Regions from separate parts of the Homo sapiens genome. Here region 2 is linked to region 1. A link is a loop called in an ENCODE intact Hi-C map of the cell type or tissue named here. Cell type or tissue: chondrocyte. All regions are shown on one strand. Each heading gives the region's core, and the rest is flanking DNA. Links, peaks and the distances in the headings are about the cores only.

What was found. Hi-C counts contacts between places; a loop is a spot of excess contacts. Peaks named below come from ENCODE experiments on the same cell type or tissue, not always from the same donor. Only the 100,000 strongest peaks of a DNase experiment are listed, where the experiment ranks them.
Region 2: it touches region 1 in a loop (12-fold over the local background); 31 of 110 quality-filtered maps call a loop at or near these places.

Annotation. Positions count from the first base shown.
Region 1 is chr10:27,357,026-27,365,921 of GRCh38, forward strand. No RefSeq gene overlaps it. Among named protein-coding and RNA genes, the nearest start is that of LINC02673, 18 kb to the left of the region's middle. In chondrocyte, for the core only: CTCF peaks have their summits at 3,742 (motif pointing left) and 3,979; no DNase peak of the experiment used is centred there.
Region 2 is chr10:26,885,676-26,894,571 of GRCh38, forward strand. LOC124902398 (a long non-coding RNA gene) reads right to left here and starts at 2,216. Exons shown (of 2, transcript XR_007062093.1): 1 at 2,096-2,216; 2 at 213-1,730. RefSeq lists an enhancer at 8,293-8,896. In chondrocyte, for the core only: a CTCF peak has its summit at 5,393 (motif pointing right); no DNase peak of the experiment used is centred there.

The DNA of each region.
Region 1 (8,896 bases), core at 511-8,510:
CAAGGCTGGAAAATGCATGGCTGCACAAGCTGAAAAAATGAATGATCTCTTCTGTTATTAGACCTTCAGAGAGACGGTGACCGGGTGGAACTTGAATGGAAGAACACCTAATGTGATCAGCTATCGTAGGCTTTGGACGCTCCCATTCATGCCAACACAGCTGGTCAGCACTCCCTGTTGATCTCCAAAACTCTGAGTGCAAGCTGGCCCAAACACCAAGGGAAATAATGTCTCTGATCTGGACGTCCAGCGTGAAGCTGCGTCTTCTCACGTGACCAGACGATCAACACTCAGTGGGTCTCAGTGTTTTAAAATCACTGATCTGCAGAAACAGTGCAGCCCAGTCTGCTAGTCTGAAATGTCTCATACATACAGGGCACCACCTATGATATAACTAGAAATAAATATACTCGCACACATAAATGTGTTTACATTTAAAGGTATTCTGAGGTGCCCTTCTTTATGACAGTACAACCCAGAAAGTGTGTAGCATGTAAACATGTGTATCAACAAATAAATTGAAATATACATGTGTCGACGTAGATCTTTGCTGCACTCTCCACCAGTCTACCTTGGTGTTTCTCCATGCAGGTGATTACAAAACATAAAATATACATATTCTTATGAAGGAATAAATTTGAATATTTGGTATAATTATATAGATTTATATATAAATAGATATATTTAAAATAAATATATAAATACAAACAATATATTTAAAATAAGCATGTAAATACAAACACCTATGTATAAAATAATCATTATCCAAAACTCACTGAAAAACCCACATGTGCTACAAACAGATGTACCTGCGTGAATATTAGGGGCCATTGGTCCCCTGGGGCCTTCATGCCACCTACTAGCAGCCTAGGAAACCCTAAGGCCAGCAGGAGTCCTTTCCTGCCAGGTCCATGTCACTGGTCGTGGATGGGAAACACCTGGCCATTGCCCTTTAACAAGAGGCAGTCCAAGGGCCATCACCCTCCATTGAGAAAAATGGGCAGTTTCCCAGAACTTGTGCATCAGGTTAGCTGGGCTTCTTTGGAACACTTCAGGTGTGGGCAATATGATTAGTTTGGTGAGGAGAGAAGAGGCTTTCCATGGAGAGAAAGAAGGGTCTGACCCTCAGGATGCACTGGGAGCGGAGAAAGGCAGGTGCAGTAAGATGGCGCAGGGTGGAGGGACAGGCAGGCCACAGTGAGACTGCACCGAGTGCCTTTGAGAGCAAGTGCCTTGGGGACCAAGAGCAGCAGCGTGACTTCCCCCAAACACCGAGGGAAGCAATGGTCCTGACGCCCAAAGTCAAATGCACAGCTGCATCTTCCCTCTGGGCCAGAGAATCAACACTGGATGGGGCCTGAGCTTTGGGAATCACTGATCTGGAGGAACAGGGAGCCCCAGGCTGTCGATCTGGAGTGTTTCACACATGCAGGGCCCCAGCTAAGACATAGCGAGAAATAGATATATCCACACACAGAAATGTGTGTTTGTTAAAGATAGAAGGGCATGTGTGACATGTGAATATATGTGTCAGCATATAAATAAAGATTCATATATATACATATATATATTCATACAGGAAACTGTGTAGTGCTTTCTGCCTGTCCATGGTGGTGTTTCTCCATTTAGGCAAGAAGAAAACCTATCTCCCTATGTATCTATCTATCTATCTATCTATCTATCTATCTATCTATCTATCCATCCACACACATAAATACAGACATATTTATATACATAAGTGAATGTAAATATTCTGTGTAATTATCTATATTTATATATAGAAAAACGTGAACAAATATATAAATATAGGTATATATGTACAAGTCTCTATGTATAAAATAAACATAACCCAAACATGTCACCCCAAGTCCACACAGATGCACTTGCACTTATACTAGAAGCCGTTGGGCCCCCTTACTGCAGACTGGCAGTGGAGTGAACAAAAGGCCTGAAGCCTCCTTTCTGCCAGTTCCGTGTGAGCCTCCACAAATGACAAACACCTGAACATGGCCCTTTGACCAGATCCAGTCAAGGGCCATCGTCTTCTAGTGGGAAAGCTGCCCACTTATGCAGAAGCTGTCAGTCAGGACAGGGCCTCCTCTTTTGATAGTTGAGGTGGGGACATAGAGAGGCGTCTCAGTTTGGGTGGAGGCAGGGGAGGCTTTCCAGGAGGATGAAAACAGGCTAGGTCTGAACACACAGGAGGCACTGGGTGCAGCGTGAATCTGGGTGGGGTAAAGGGCTCTTGGGCCAGAGGGACAGCGAGGCCAGGACAGGATGGCTCTGAGTGCTCCTGAGAGCATTTGGGGAACAGGAAAGTGACCCCCAATTTATTCTGAAGACTGCACAGACCTGCATGAGCCTGTTACCACAGGCCCCAGCTGCATCTCGAGAAACCAGGGCAGACCCGGAGAACACTTGGATTAAAGACACCTGAGAGGGAGGCCAAGGCGGGCGGATCACTTGAGGTCAGGAGTTCGAGACCAGCCTGGCCAACGTGGGGAAAACCCATCTCTACTAAAACTATAAAAAAACTAGCGGGGCATGGTGGTGGGTGCCTGTAATCCCAGCTACTCAGGAGGCTGAGGCAGAAGAATCACTTGAACCTGGAAGGCGGAGGTTGCAGCGGGACAAGATCGCACCACTATATCCAGCCTGAGCGACAGAGCGAGACTCCATCTAAAATAATAATTAAAAAAAAAAAAAGACACCTGGGAGCCTATGGGCTCGAGGCTTCGTCCAAAACTTAGAGAATCATGGAAACGGGTCTGGCTTGACAAAACTTTCTGGTCCACAGTGTAGGTGGCAAACGAGGAAAACCAGGTCAGAGGTAGATGCTAGATATGGCCATCCACAGGGGATGGATGATGCCTTTCAGAGAATTCGGGTCCAGCTTGTGGGTGACGCAGGTCCATCCCAGGAGGCTGAACTGCACGCGCACAAGTGGGGAGTCCCCAGGGAGCCCTGAGGTTCCGGGCCTGGCATCTGGCCTTGGGACAGCAGCAGTGCTAGCTTTCTGCACAGACTTCGGGTCGCCAAGTCTAGGCTGAAAAATGTATCGCCTTACACCCAAAAGAAAGCCCTATCTCTTCTGTTTTTTGAAGCTCAGGGAGGTAGCAACCAGATGGAACAGCTGTGCCTTCCACTCTCCCAGAAGGTAAACAATTGGTGGGGCTCAGTGTGTGGAAACTGCTGCTCTGGAGAATGGAGCAGTGCGGTCTGCCGGTCTGGAGTGCTTCACACATACAGGGCACCAGCTAAGGCATAACTCAAATAAACACATACACAAATCCATGTCTATATTTTTAATATACGAAGAAATAGATAACATATATAAATATTTGCATCAACATATACATAAATACAAATTAAAACATAGATATTTATGCATGGAACTTTTTAGAGCTCTTTCCCTTTGTGGTGCTGTGCCTCCAGGCAGGAACAAGAAAGCCTACATATGTAAATTAATACGTAAAAACATGTATTACTTAGTAAACATACATAACCACATAGATTTATATACAAATATGGATGTATGTATGTACATATATTCATATATAAATATTTGTATGTATGTATATTCATATATAAATTATACACCCCCAAGCATGTGGGCATACACACACACACACACACACATAAACTGTACATAACCCAAAAATCTCACACAAAGACACACACCCTCCCACACACAGATGCACGTACTTTTACACTCCTGGCTGTTGGGCAATGCTGCCACCTACTGGCAGGGAGCCAAAAAGCCACATTACATGGCCCCTTTGCAGATGGTAAACACCCACTGTTTTTGAGGCCTACCGATAGTGCTTTGTTTGTATGTATGTATGTATATATGTGCACATATATATATTTCATATAGAATATACAGTTAATATAGCTATATTACATCATGATGAAATTGAGTGTAATCTCTATAATAGAGAAAAATATATACATCTATAAATATAAATGTATAAAACAAACACAGCCAGAAAATAAACACACACAAACAAAAAACAGATGCAAATACATTTATACTAGGGATCATTGGGCCCTCTTGCCACCTGCAAATATATTTATGTGAAATCGTTTGTAAAAGCTATGATATATAGTTAGAAATATATATACATATATAAATATAAATGTATACAATAAATACAACCCTGTTTTATGCAAAAAATCTCCAAGTAAAGGGCATCTAAATTTAGTAAACTTTGCTGTGCAATAAATGTTGCAAATAAGATCTTTGAAAATGTCCTCCATGGCTTCTTCTCTGGGGAATATTCCCAGGATGTGATGGTTGGGACATAAAGTATACGCATAATTATTTTCACTAAGTGCGAAGAAAATCTCCAAGTGTGTCTGAATCTTTGAGATAAAGCATGAACATGTCCACCTACATTTCCACTAATTATGGCATAATCCAAATTTCTAAAATTAATAAATTGATATAAAGTGCTCTTTTGTGTCATTTATCTCATGACTAATTTTTCTGAGTTCCCCTTCACATATTTTTAACTATTAAAGTTTTTCCTACTTTGAATTACCTATTCATATGCTTCTCGGTGTTCTGTTGGATTTCCCAAGTCTTTTCTTGTTAATGTAAAATAGTTTCTTAAAAAGGAATCATTACAATTATGGAATGAAGTGTTTTGTGTGTCTAAGAATCCTAGTTTCTTCCGGGTATTTTTTTCTCCCATTTTTTCTTAGTAACTACAGCCCCACATATTCAGTTGCTAACATCATCATCCATGTAGATACTACACTTCTTAGCCTCCCTTGCAGGTCAGTGTGGCCATGGAACTAAAGTCAGGAAAGTGAGGTAGAGGCGGAATTGTTTGTCTGTGACTTCCAGGGACTTTCCTTATGGGAGGAGGTCTTTTGTTTTTTCTACTCCTTTTTCATGACTGTAGCTTGGGATGCAGTTGTGTTTCCTGGAGCTCCAGCAGTCGTATGTGACTATGAGGAAGTGAGCTGTGCCCTGGGCACAGCTGGGGAGTGCGGAATTTTGATGGCTCATGAAGCGGAGCTGCCACAGCAAACCTGGATGGCCAAGCCTCTGCCTGATTTTACATGAGCAAGAAGTATGCTAACTTCTCTAAGGGACTGTTATTTTGGGGATTCTCTGTCACCTTCAATTGAACCTTATTCTATGTAAGAGAGGCTACATATAGATCTACTCCATAAACACTGATCATAGAGAAGGATCATGGATGACACAGGCAATGTGGCTTTGCCATCATGAATCGGTCAAGATTATTCCATTTTCACTTCTGGGTACCTTGAATGTGGTGTTTGACACGTGTTTCTTTTTCCCTTATCACAATTTTAGCTCATTTAACGACTGCTGGGCTAACCATGGCACATTCTTTTTCTGCATGTATCATACATCAAGGTTCATGTCACTGTGTGATATCAGTGTCATTGTGACATCTGTAAGAGGATACAGGAGCAACAGTGCAACAGAGTCACCTCTTGCAGCTGATGTATTCCCTTAGGTTTAAGTGAACAGGAAAGTAGACAGATTGGCAACAGGGAGCTCAAAAACAGTCTGTCAGATGAGGTCACAGAAACTATGTGCAAATTTAATACAATTAGTTTGGTGAGGAGAGAAGAGGCTTTCGTGGAGAGAGAGAAGGATCTGAGCTCTCAGGATGCACTGGGAGCAGAGAAAGGCAGGTGCAGTAAGATGGCGCAGCTCTGTCCTCAGCTGCATGTGCCTCTGCACAACAGGTTTCTATTCGGGAAGGGCAGCGTAGTTCTTCTCACATTTTTCCCCTTTGTTTTCTCCCAGGCTTCAGGGTAAAGCAGAAGATTCATGAGAGGGTGTCTGCAGGCTGGTCCTAAAGTGCTTTTCTCCACAGGAATGTCACCTGGGCACTGCAGCCAGGGGTCCCAGGTGCCACTGAGTAGGGCTGCATTCCCATCTTCAGTGAGGGAGAGCTGAGAGAAGGCAGGCAGGATTCACACTTCCCTCACCCACTTGCTTAAGCAATACATTAAAGGTTCAAACTAAAAGAAACCTGAGATCTTACAGAAGCATTTAGAACCATGTATAAAGTGTGGATCACTTTTAAATATTTGAAAATGCACACAAACCACATGAAGCTACTTCAGGTGAAGGATTTCTGGCTAAATGGACTTGACAAGATTCTTGCTGAATGCAAGCTGGGGTGATAAGATAATCACTGGGGAAATGGTGGGGAATAAGGAATTGGATCAGATATCAAGGGTGGGAGATTCTGGCAAAACCAACTTGGCAGGAGTCTTGCTAAAACTGGGCTCTGGAGAACACTCTAAGGATGAGGCCTAGTCAAAAAAGAGCTCAGAGAAGCCTGTCTAGAGTTTTGTTAGGGACAGCCTCTTTGTCGTTGTTTGTATACATACACAGATACACAAATAAATACACATATATAAATACAATTAGTTTATTCCAGTTGATATACTTATTTAAAGTTGCATTGGTTTTTGAGTACCGCAAATTTACCAGCTTAAAACAACACAAATGAATTATCTCATAGTTCTGTGGGTCAGGAATCTGGGCACAGGTTGGCTGGGCCCTCTGCTCGGGGTGGCGTCTCATTTCAGAATTCAGATCATCTTTCAAGCCATGTAACTAGGTAAGTGGAGGCTCCTGATGAAATGTCCTACAGGGGCATGGATTAGGAGAAACCCCATGAGCTTTAAACCCTGAGAGTCAAGGCTAGATTCATTCCCAAAGAGCATACTTAAAGAGTGGAAGAGGCACTTTCAGAAGAGGCTGTGGGACAGAAACCAAAAAAGGCAGTCTTTGTTGTTGCCAATAACAACAGAAATGTCATTTGCCCCATCAGTACCTTGAAATAACGCAAGATAACAACCTCCTTTTGTCTAAGTCCTAGAAACGTCATAACTTGCTTGTCCTGCACAGTCTGGGTTTATAGCTCTTGAACCACCCCCTGTCCATTTGGCATTGGCATGAATAGTGATGTTTTCTCATTTAAAATAAAATAAAATATTTAACTGCTGCCTTAAAAATACTCTAGGATGGATTTTAATACTGTTCCCTTTTCACTTCTGGCTTCTGCCCCTCTTTCCAAACTGACCTAGCATCTCAGTGTCACTGGCCTCACGAAGGGTGCCTGTGGCTGTAATGAGGTTGTGCACTGACACCGATGCCTGGGATAGCAGAATCCTTCCACGCCTGGGTGGAGGTGGGAGAGTCAGCTGCTGTCCCTGGTGCTCCCACAGCTCGACCTCAGCTCACCTCGGCTGCTTGAGCCACAGTCCTTGCTAGGGCCTGGAGATGCACAAGGCCAGGTGGAATGGTCAGAGGGACACCCGCGAAACTACAGGTTAAGTGCAAGAAAACAAATGCAGGCAAAGAAGACCTCGCTATAGTGACTCTGTGTAGAAAAAAACTGTAATTATTTATTTTACTGTTTGTAACTTTTTTTGCAATAATCCTTGCCGTACAAATGATCTAAAAAAGTACATTTTGGTTTGAAAATAAACACATAACTGGATTTCCATTCTCAAGAAAGCAGATGATAAATATATAACCTATGTAAAATGTTTATAGCCTCATCCACTAAGGGTCTATAGTGATATCACTGACCACATAAATATAGAAGACACATGTCTCTTAAAAAAGTGTTATCATAAACTTGAACATGTGATAGTTATTTTAAGGAACCTATGCCTATAAAGAACGTAAAACATGAAAATATGTAAAGTACATTTACCTATTACACTGCAAAAAATGTTTCATATTTATTTAGATTGACTGTTTCTCTAAATTAATTTTGTTCACTTTAGATTGTAAATTCTTGGCATATAAAAAAATTAAGTGATAGCTGTAAGAGGTTGTCTGGAATACCCCAAAGAGAATTGTTCACACTGTGAAATAATGTCACTACCATACTGATGTCACGAGATGCTTCAAATTAAAGAGCAGTTAATTCTAATAATAGGTTGCTTTTAATCCTTTTTATGGAATCAAAGTATAGCTTTTCATCCTGTCAAAGGTGAAATTCCTGACATTATTTTAGATGCTACTGTAAATTTAGAAGAACAAAAAATTCACTGATTTTTAGTATATTAACTACGTTGCACAACCATCACTATTATCTAACTCCAGAGTATTTCCATCATCCCCAAAAGAAACCCTGTACCTATTAGCAGTCAGTCCCAATTCTCCCTTCCTCCCATCTCCTGGCAACCACGAATCTACTTTTTGTCTCTATGAATATACCTATTGTGGACATTTCATATAAATGGAATCATAAAATATATGGTCTTTTGTGCCTGGCTTCTCTCACTTAGCACAATGTTTTCAAGGCTCATCTATATTGTAGCATGTAGCAACATAAATTCATTTTTATAGCTGAATAGTTTTTGGATAGATCACAGTTTTGTTTATCCATTCATCAGCTGATAGGCATTGAATTGCTTCTTTTTTTTTTTTTTTTTTTGTCTATTTTGCGTAATGCTGCTCCAAACATTCTTGCACAGTCCTTATTGATTTTTAGGGCGACGATCATGGATCCCAGGCAACCATCATGGGTTGATCAGCAATTGAGTAAATCTGAAACCAGTATTTTATTTTTAGGTACTTTTCAGTTTCTGTTATGATCTTGACAACAGGGAGTGCTGGGTTCTGGAACATGATTATGTTCTAGGAATTGGAGATTGCTATATTTTCTAAAATCTGTAGATGTGGAACACAGTGAGGTCTAATTTTGTATGCTCTGTGAATGCTTTGGATCCTTAAAAAGGGAGGCTCCTGAGGGACTTAGCAGCAAACAGACACAATTTCTGAGGTCCAGAAGGAACTGCACCCACTCCACAGAAAGACAGTCAGGCTGCAGTCCCTGAAAAAATGCAGGTGGAGAATTCATAGAATTGAAATTGAACAGAA
Region 2 (8,896 bases), core at 403-8,402, 470 kb before region 1:
TTTATATCAGTTTATTAATTTTAGAAATTTGGATTATGCCAAAATTACTGGAAATGTATGTGGACATGTCATGTTTTATCTCAAGGATTCAGACACACTTGGAGATTTTCTTCGTACTTAGTGAAAATAATTATGCATATACTTTATGTCCCCAACCATCAAATCCTGGGAATATTCCCCTGACAAGAAGCCATAGAGGACATTTTCAAAGATCTTATTTGCAACATTTATTGTACTGCAAAGTATGCTAAATTTAGATGGCTTTTACTTGGAGAATTTATGCATAAGACATGGTTGTGTTTATTGTATACATTTATATTGATATACATATATATATTTCTCTGTATATATCATAGCTTTTACATACAATTTTATGTAAATGTATTTGCAGGTGGCAAGAGGACCCAATGGTCCCTAGTATAAATGTATTTGCATCTGTTTTTTGCTTGCGTGTGTTTATTTTCTGATTGTGTTTATTTTATACATTTATATAGATGTATATATTTTTCTTTATATATATTATAGCAATTACACACAATTTCATCATGATGCAATATAGCTATATTAACTATATATTCTATAGAAAATAGATATTTGTGCACATATATGCATACATACATACAAATAAAGCACTATTAGTAGGCCTCAAAAACAGTGTTGTGTGAATACAGTGAGTATATTCTAAGAACTGGATGGCTGTCTATAAATAAATGACTTAAGCATGCTATTTCTCCCACTCCTACACTTACCAAGATGAAAGGGTTTTCCCAGCTTTTCATTTGAATAAACTCTTGGAAATGGGATTCTCTTTCTTTGATTATTTCAGGTGGACAAATTTATACCAAAATCGTGGGCTTTTATAATCAATATCTTTATGATTGTTTTTCCTAAATATTATTTTTTAAAAAAAATGTTAAGTTGTATCCCGCCCAGGCGTGGTGGCTCACGCCTGTAATCCCAGAACTTTGGGAGGCCAAGGTGGGTGGATCATGAGGTCAAGAGATTGAGACCAGCCAGGCCAACATGGTGAAACCCCATCTCTACTAAAAATACAAAAATTAGCCGGGCATGGTGGCAGGGACCTGTAGTCCCAGCTACTCAGGAGGCTGAGGTAGGAGAATCACTTGAACCCGGAAGGTGGAGGTTGCAGTGAGCCGAAATTGCGCCACTGCACTCCAGCCTGGTGATAGAGCGAGACTCCGTCTCAAGAGAAAAAAAAAATTAAGTTGTCAAAAGAAAAAAAAAATTAAGTTGTACCCCTTGCTTGCCTTTTATTTTCCACAAGCAGATGAAACTCCTCCCCCACAAGCAGATGGAAGAACCTGTGCAGCGTCACTTCAGGGAAGCTACATGGCAGGGTGGAAGTAGAATGGACCTGCGCATTTTTAAAGCATTTTTTTACTTTGGTTCTTGGAGGACCCAAGGGGCTTGTAAAGAAGAAGAAGTGGGTGGACTGTGAGTTCGTAGCTAAAAGAAGGAGAGAGATGACCCAGCAACCTAGAAAAGCAGGAAGAAAGTGTGTGTTCCACCTTCCTCTCCTCTCCAGAATTCTGCAGGGTCTGGAGAAGAACAGAGGGGTCTCCGGCCCCCAGGAGAGGGCCTAAGCCAGACCCTGCTGAATGCAGAGAGCTATCTGCATGGTGAGTATCCAGGCAGACAGGACATGGGGCGGCTTCACATAGGATTCCCCCAGTACGGTGACGTGTAGAAGCAGCAGCGAGCCAGCACTCCTGAAAGAGACGCCTGAGGTCAACTCTTCTTTCCTGAAGAGGCTTTGCTCCTGAGGAGTCCCTGTACTTCTCTTTCTGCCAGAGTAAACCCAGCTCCCACACACTTACTGTCAAGGCAGGTGACAACTCTATAGCATCCCCAGGAATCATCAAAATCAGAACTGAAGACCCGGAGCATAGGCGGTTGGCTGCTGAGGAACCCCCAACGAAGGCAAGATGGTGGGGTCCTTGCAGACCTCAGGTCTTGCTATTCTCCAGTGAGGAAGGAGGAGACTCCAAATGGTTGCTATCACCCAGACCTCCTCCCCACAATGTTCATGCAGAGGGGATGAGACAGAAGAGCAACTGGCTGCCTGGCCACTCACCTCTGATACTTGGCTGTATCCTCCATGTCTCACTCTAGGACTGTTACTCACTTCCTGGTGCTCTGGGACACAGCAGAGAGGGCTGACTGGCTGTTCCGGAATGAATGGAGATGCCAAAAGCCTATGGAACAGGGTAATATCAGGTGATCTTCCATTCAAGTCCTATCTGGTTGGTACCTCCATGAGATTTTAAAAGTAGAAAAGATGGGCTTTCTGGAGGTCCATGCACTTCAGCCTGGTCTTTGGATGCAGAGGCCAGCTGGGAAGCTAGCAGTGCTTCTGGCCAAGACTAGATCCCTAGCCCAGGGTCTCAGGGCTCTCTGTAGCTTCCTGGCTTGTGCATGTGCAGTTCGTATCTGACATGATAGACTCTCATCACTGCACAAGCTAGGCTTTAGTTTGGTGACTCCATTCACTGAGTCAGCAGTGTCCAACAGACTTTTTCTGAAGTGGTTTTCTTTGCCTGCCACCTATTTTGGAGTCTAGAAAGCCAGAACCCTGTTTTCCATGTGCTTTATTCTTATGAGAGAAATCTCATGCACCTGACTCCTCAAGTACCTCAGGAACAACTGCAGAGTTTTCTCAATCCAGATGAAACTGGCTGGAACAAACTTCCTCAGAACTGAGTAGCCTTCAGAGTCTGACCCATTCTCCTGGTTCCTGAAAGCTGTCAATGGTCCTCAGCAGAGACCTTCCCTGGCCTCACTGTCCCTGCAGCCTTTCACCATCGTGCTCCTCCCGCACTCGCTACTGCCCCCAGCACATGCTGAAGGCTCAGACCTGGCCTTTCTTTCTCTCTGCACAAAGGCCCTTCTCTACCCATTTAAACAGGACACCACATATGCACTTAAGGGGTTCAAAAGGAGAGCACTGATCCTGATTGCCAGGTTCTGGGGATGTGGACAACTTTTGCCCTGGAGGGTGACAGCACCTGGGCTGGGTCTGGTTAATGGGTGATGGGCTGGGCTGGGCGAGGTGGCTCACGCCTGTAATCCCAGCACTTTGGGAGGCCGAGGCGGGTGGATCACAAGGTCAGGAGATCGAGACCATCCTGGCTAACTAACATGGTGAAACCCTGCCTCTACTAAAAATACAAAATTAGCTTGGCATGGTGGGGGGCGCCTGTAGTCCCAGCTACTTGGGAGGCTGAGGCAGGAGAATGGCGTGAACCCAGGAGGCGGAGCTTGCAGGGAGCCGAGATCGCGCCACTGCACTCCAGCCTGGGTGACAGAAGTGAGACTCCGTCTCAGAAAAAAAAAAAAAAAGGGTGATGGACTGGTGTTTGCCATCAGTGTAGGGTCACTTGGAAGTGACGGGGTAAAACTCCTGTGGTCAAGCTGGGCATGGTGGCTCACGCCTGTAATCCCAGCACTTTGGGCAGCCAAGGAGGATGGATCCCCTGAGGTCAGGAGTTCGAGACCAGCCTGGCCAACATGGTGAAACCCCGTCTCTACTAAAAATACAAAAATTATCTGGGTGTGGTTGCCCATGCCTGTAATCCCAGCTACTCGGGAGGCTGAGGCAGAATTGCTTGAACCTGGGAGGCAGAGGTTGCAATGAGCCAAGATCGCACCATTGCACCGCAGCCTGGGTGGCAGAGTGAGACCACATCTCAAAAAAAAAAAAAACACAAAACAAAACAAAAAAACCTCTTGTAGCCTTTGTGGCACCCTTCACAGTTAGCAGGTAGCAAGATGGCCTAGTGCCCCCTAGTATAAATGTATTTGCTCTGTTTTTGTGTTTGTGTGTGTTTATTTTCTGGTTGTATTTATTTTATATATTTATATTTATATATGTCTATATGTTTATCTCTATATATTATACACATATGTCTCTATATATGATCTCTATATTTATTGAGGTATAAATATATTGTACAGGCCAAGGGCAAACTTCTCCTTTTCCCTCTAGAGTTTCTCTTAAGTAACATCTGACCAAAGGCAGATTAATCTGAGAAAAAGCATGCAAATGTATTAACATGCACATGAATTGTACAGAATATAGAAGCAAAGGGTTGATATTTTATGACATCTTCAGGTAACACAAAGAATAGGGGTATGGATATGGCAAAACAGGGAATGGTGGCAAAACCAGTTATCAGAGGAGAAAGAAAGGCCTGGCTAGGAAAGGTGGTCTTGTTATTTACAAGAATCCTCACAGATAGTAGCCCTCAGAGAAAGAGACGGTAAATGTTTTTTTTTTCAGACCTCTACAGGTGTCAGACTCTCAGTTGAACTTTCTTACATCCAGACAAGGAAGGGCCTCGGAAGCTTCAATTATGACTCTATCAATGCAGCTTTTCTATAAAGTTGCAAATCTCATCTGCAAAAGACAACTTTGCAGGGCTTATTCTGATTGCAGGCCCTCTGAAGGGCCATCTCAAAATATGTCAAATAAGTATATTCTGGGTACAATATTATAGTTTCCGTGTGTGTGTGTGTGTGTGTGTGTGTGTGTGTGTGTGTGTATTTGCGCATAGATGATTCTTACTCCTTTGCATAGAGAAACAGCACTACAATCTGGTAAACAGCACTACGATGTTGTATGCACAAATATCTGTATATCAATGTTTAAATTATTTCCATGTTGATGCATATATTCATGTCAGTAGCATCCCCACTTGAGCAAGCGCACTTGAATCCACCACAATGGACCGCCTCAACCACAAGCTGGGCCCTGGCTTGGGGACAGGCATTATTCATCCAGCTGGGAAGGCAGTGCCCAGCACTCTACCACTGAACTGTTCTTCCTTGTCAACCACCTGTATTGCAGTCCAGGGGGTTTTGTTAAGCCAGACCCCTGTTTCCCTGCTGCTCACACTAGTGTGAGGTCTCAGGCTCATGGCTCTCCTACTGCCTTTCATCCAGGTATTCCTCAGGCCCGTGAGACCCTGTCCTAACAGGTTTTCTCAGTCTACGTAGGCTTAGGCATCCAGAAGCTCTCAGGGGCACCCCGCCCAGTCCTCCTCCGCCCCTCTGGCCATGTACCACCATAACCCCCCACAACTGCACTGCCCCCAGCGCATTCTGCAAGCTCAGACCCAGCATTTTCTCTTCTCCCAGGAAAGCCTCTTCTTCACCCACCGGATGTGGGACAACATCGAGTACCTTACGTACTCAAAACATGGGCGCCTAGTCTCATTGAGAGGTTCTGGAGGTGTGGGCAGCTTTTCCAACAGAGGGCAACAGCCAGTGGGCTTGTTCTGGTTAAAGGCCAATGGCCAGGTATTTGCCAACTATAAAATGTCTTATAAAACTGGCAGAAAAAGACTCTGTGGGCTTTTTGGCTCCCTGTGCTACCACAAGGTGGCAGAAAAGCACAGTGTCTCCCAGGGAACATGGAAGTGCATCTGTGTGTTTGTGTGTGTGCGCGCGCATGTGTGTGTGTTATGTGAGATCCTCCAGGGAACTTGGAAGTGCATCTGTGTGTGTGTGTATGTGCATGTGTGTGTGTGAGAGTGTGTGCGTGTTTATGTGAGATCCTCCAGGGAATGTGGAATTGCATCTGCGGTGGGGTGGGGGGACATGTGTGATTATATGAGATTTGGGGATTATGTTTTTTTAATAAATAAATATTTGTCTTTATAGATACAGAGAAATACATGTTCATACATGTAATTACATGTAGTCTCTCTAGTTATATATACATAAGTTGCTGCTAACCTCCATGAAGAAACACCACCTCAGAATAAAAGACAGCATCACATAGTTTATGTGTAAACATCTCTATTTTATTTATTTACTTATATGTTTACCATATATTTACATATGGTATATATTACTTTATATAGTAAAAAATATACACATTATCCTTGAGGAATAATGTGTGTATTTTTAACTATGCAGCCATAAAAAAGGATGAATTCATGTCCTTTGCAGGGACATGGATGAAGCTGGAAACCATCATTCTTAGCAAACTAACACAAGAACAGAAAACCAAACACCGCATGCTCTCACTCATAAGTGGGAGTTGAACAATGAGAACACATGGACACAGGGAGGGGAACATCACACACCGGGGCCTGTCAGGGGTTGGGCTGCTAGAGGAGGGATAGCATGAGCAGAAATACCTAATGTAGATGGTGGGTTGATGGGTGCAGCAAACCTCCATGGCACGTGTATAACTACGTAAGAAACCTGCATGTTCTGCACATGTACCCCAGAACTTTAAGCATAATTCTATATCTATATATATATACACACATTAACGCGTGGGTATATCGGTTTATTTCTAGTTATATTTTGGCTGGCGCCCTCTATGTGTAAAACACTCTGATTGACAGACTGAGCCTCACTGTCCAGATCAGTGATTTTAAAACCCTGGGACCCCACCCAGTGTTGATCTTCTGGTCCAGCAGGAAGATGCAGCTGCACACTGGACTTCGAGCACCAGGACCATTTCCTCCCTTCGTGGTTGGGAGAAGTCAGTCTCCCACCAAAGGAGAGGTCAGAGAGTGTTGCCTGGCTGTTTTAGGGAAAAGAGAGATTTCAAAAGACTGCAGGACCCAGTACAATTCATTAGTATTTCATTCCAGTCCTATCTAGCCGCTACCTACCTGAGCTTCTAAGAAGAGATGAGGATACTATGGGCTAGCACAGTGAAGTAAATACAAATATTTCACCCCACTTTTAAAGGAACCTCTACCATCTACCCTCTCTGAGGGCTGTTGGCTGTAAAGTATCATCTATATAACAAGACCTCATTTGCAAGCCGGGCCTTCTCTTCTCTCTTATAGCCTGCCTTGCCACTATAACCTGATCTTGCCATCACTTGTTTCTGGCCATGCCGTGAGCCCCCATTGTTTCCGTGGCCTCTAGGTGGTAGCTGTGCTAAGCACTATTGGAGGTTGGGGTCAGCACTTTGTGGTTCTCCCTTGCGCACATCAATAGCCCTGCATGCCATTTCTCCTCTTAATCTGCACTTGGCCAGTCGATTTTTCAGTGAAACTTTAGAGCGCAAAGGGGAAGTGTTCCCTTGTGCTCTATCATTTTGCGGCTGTGAGCAGAATACCGAAACCTGCTCTTCCGGAAGCTGCAGCCAAGGGAACCCAGGACCAGAGCAGCTGGCAGAAGAGTAAGAAATCCTTATCAGCCAGGCTGCCGGCCTCTGTGTGGAATCTGTTTGAGCAGATGGTGAAAATTGTTGTCTTTTATTTCTCCATAAAATCTTGATTAGTGGAAGAAAAAGATTTGTGTGACTAGTAGTGCATGTAGCGACTCTTGTGTAGTCTTTGGCATGAATAATCATGTTGTTTGATCCCTTTTCCTCCTAGAAATAGTCTCTCACTCTCTGTTTGTCTCTCTGGGTTGTACTGTCACAAAGAAGGGCACCTCAGAATAGAACAGGGGTCCAGAACCCCTAGAAACACGATTTCGAGCCACCTCTGAAGACTGGTCAGATTTATGGCTCTGATCAGACTGGTGTCTATTCAGGCAAACTTTACTATTTGTTCCCCAAATAAAACCACATGAAGTTCCCCTCTGATCTTGTTTCATGTCCTTGAGAGCTTGGCTTTTAACCAAGTGGGAGCACAGTTGGTCTCCACCATCTGAGAAGTGTGATGTTTGGGTCCCATCCAGTGGCCAGTCTAAAATTGGCTGGGGACCTCAGACGTGTAAGATTTTAGGCAGCACATTTTTTGTTCCAAATGTGTCAAGCTCTCAGGAGAGTTTGTCTTAAGAAGTTCTATCCCTATGGGGTGTGGGGAAAAGCAAGAGAGATCAGATTGTTACTGTGTCTGTGTAGAAAGAAGTAGACATAGGAGACTCCATTTTGTTATGTACTAAGAAAAATTCTTCTGCCTTGAGATTCTGTTAATCTATGACCTTACCCCCAACCCCGTGCTCTCTGAAACATGTGCTGTGTCAACTCAGAGTTGAATGGATTAAGGGCGGTGCAGGATGTGCTTTGTTAAACAGATGCTTGAAGGCAGCATGCTCCTTAAGAGTCATCACCACTCCCTAATCTCAAGTACCCAGGGACACAAAAACTGCGGAAGGCCGCAGGGACCTCTGCCTAGGAAAGCCAGGTATTGTCCAAGGTTTCTCCCCATGTGATAGTCTGAAATATGGCCTCGTGGGAAGGGAAAGACCTGACCGTCCCCCAGCCCGACACCCGTAAAGGGTCTGTGCTGAGGAGGATTAGTAAAAGAGGAAGGAATGCCTCTTGCAGTTGAGACAAGAGGAAGGCATCTGTCTCCTGCCTGTCCCTGGGCAATGGAATGTCTCGGTATAAAACCCGATTGTATGCTCCATCTACTGAGATAGGGAAAAACCGCCTTAGGGCTGGAGGTGGGACCTGCGGGCAGCGATACTGCTTTGTAAAGCATTGAGATGTTTATGTGTATGCATATCTAAAAGCACAGCACTTAATCCTTTACATTGTCTATGATGCAAAGACCTTTGTTCACGTGTTTGTCTGCTGACCCTCTCCCCACAATTGTCTTGTGACCCTGACACATCCCCCTCTTCGAGAAACACCCACGGATGATCAATAAATATTAAGGGAACTCAGAGGCTGGCGGGATCCTCCATATGCTGAACGCTGGTTCCCCGGGTCCCCTTCTTTCTTTCTCTATACTTTGTCTCTGTGTCTTTTTCTTTTCCAAATCTGTCGTCCCACCTTACGAGAAACACCCACAGGTGTGTAGGGGCAACCCACCCCTACAATGGGGCTTTTCTCATATGAACCCTTGTTGCCCGGTTAGTCCTGGGAAAGTACACTTTCAGGAGGGCCTCCCTGGTATCGCAGATTAAGGTGCCCGTGATTGGCAGTCCCCCTGTAATTTGTGGGTTACAGGAG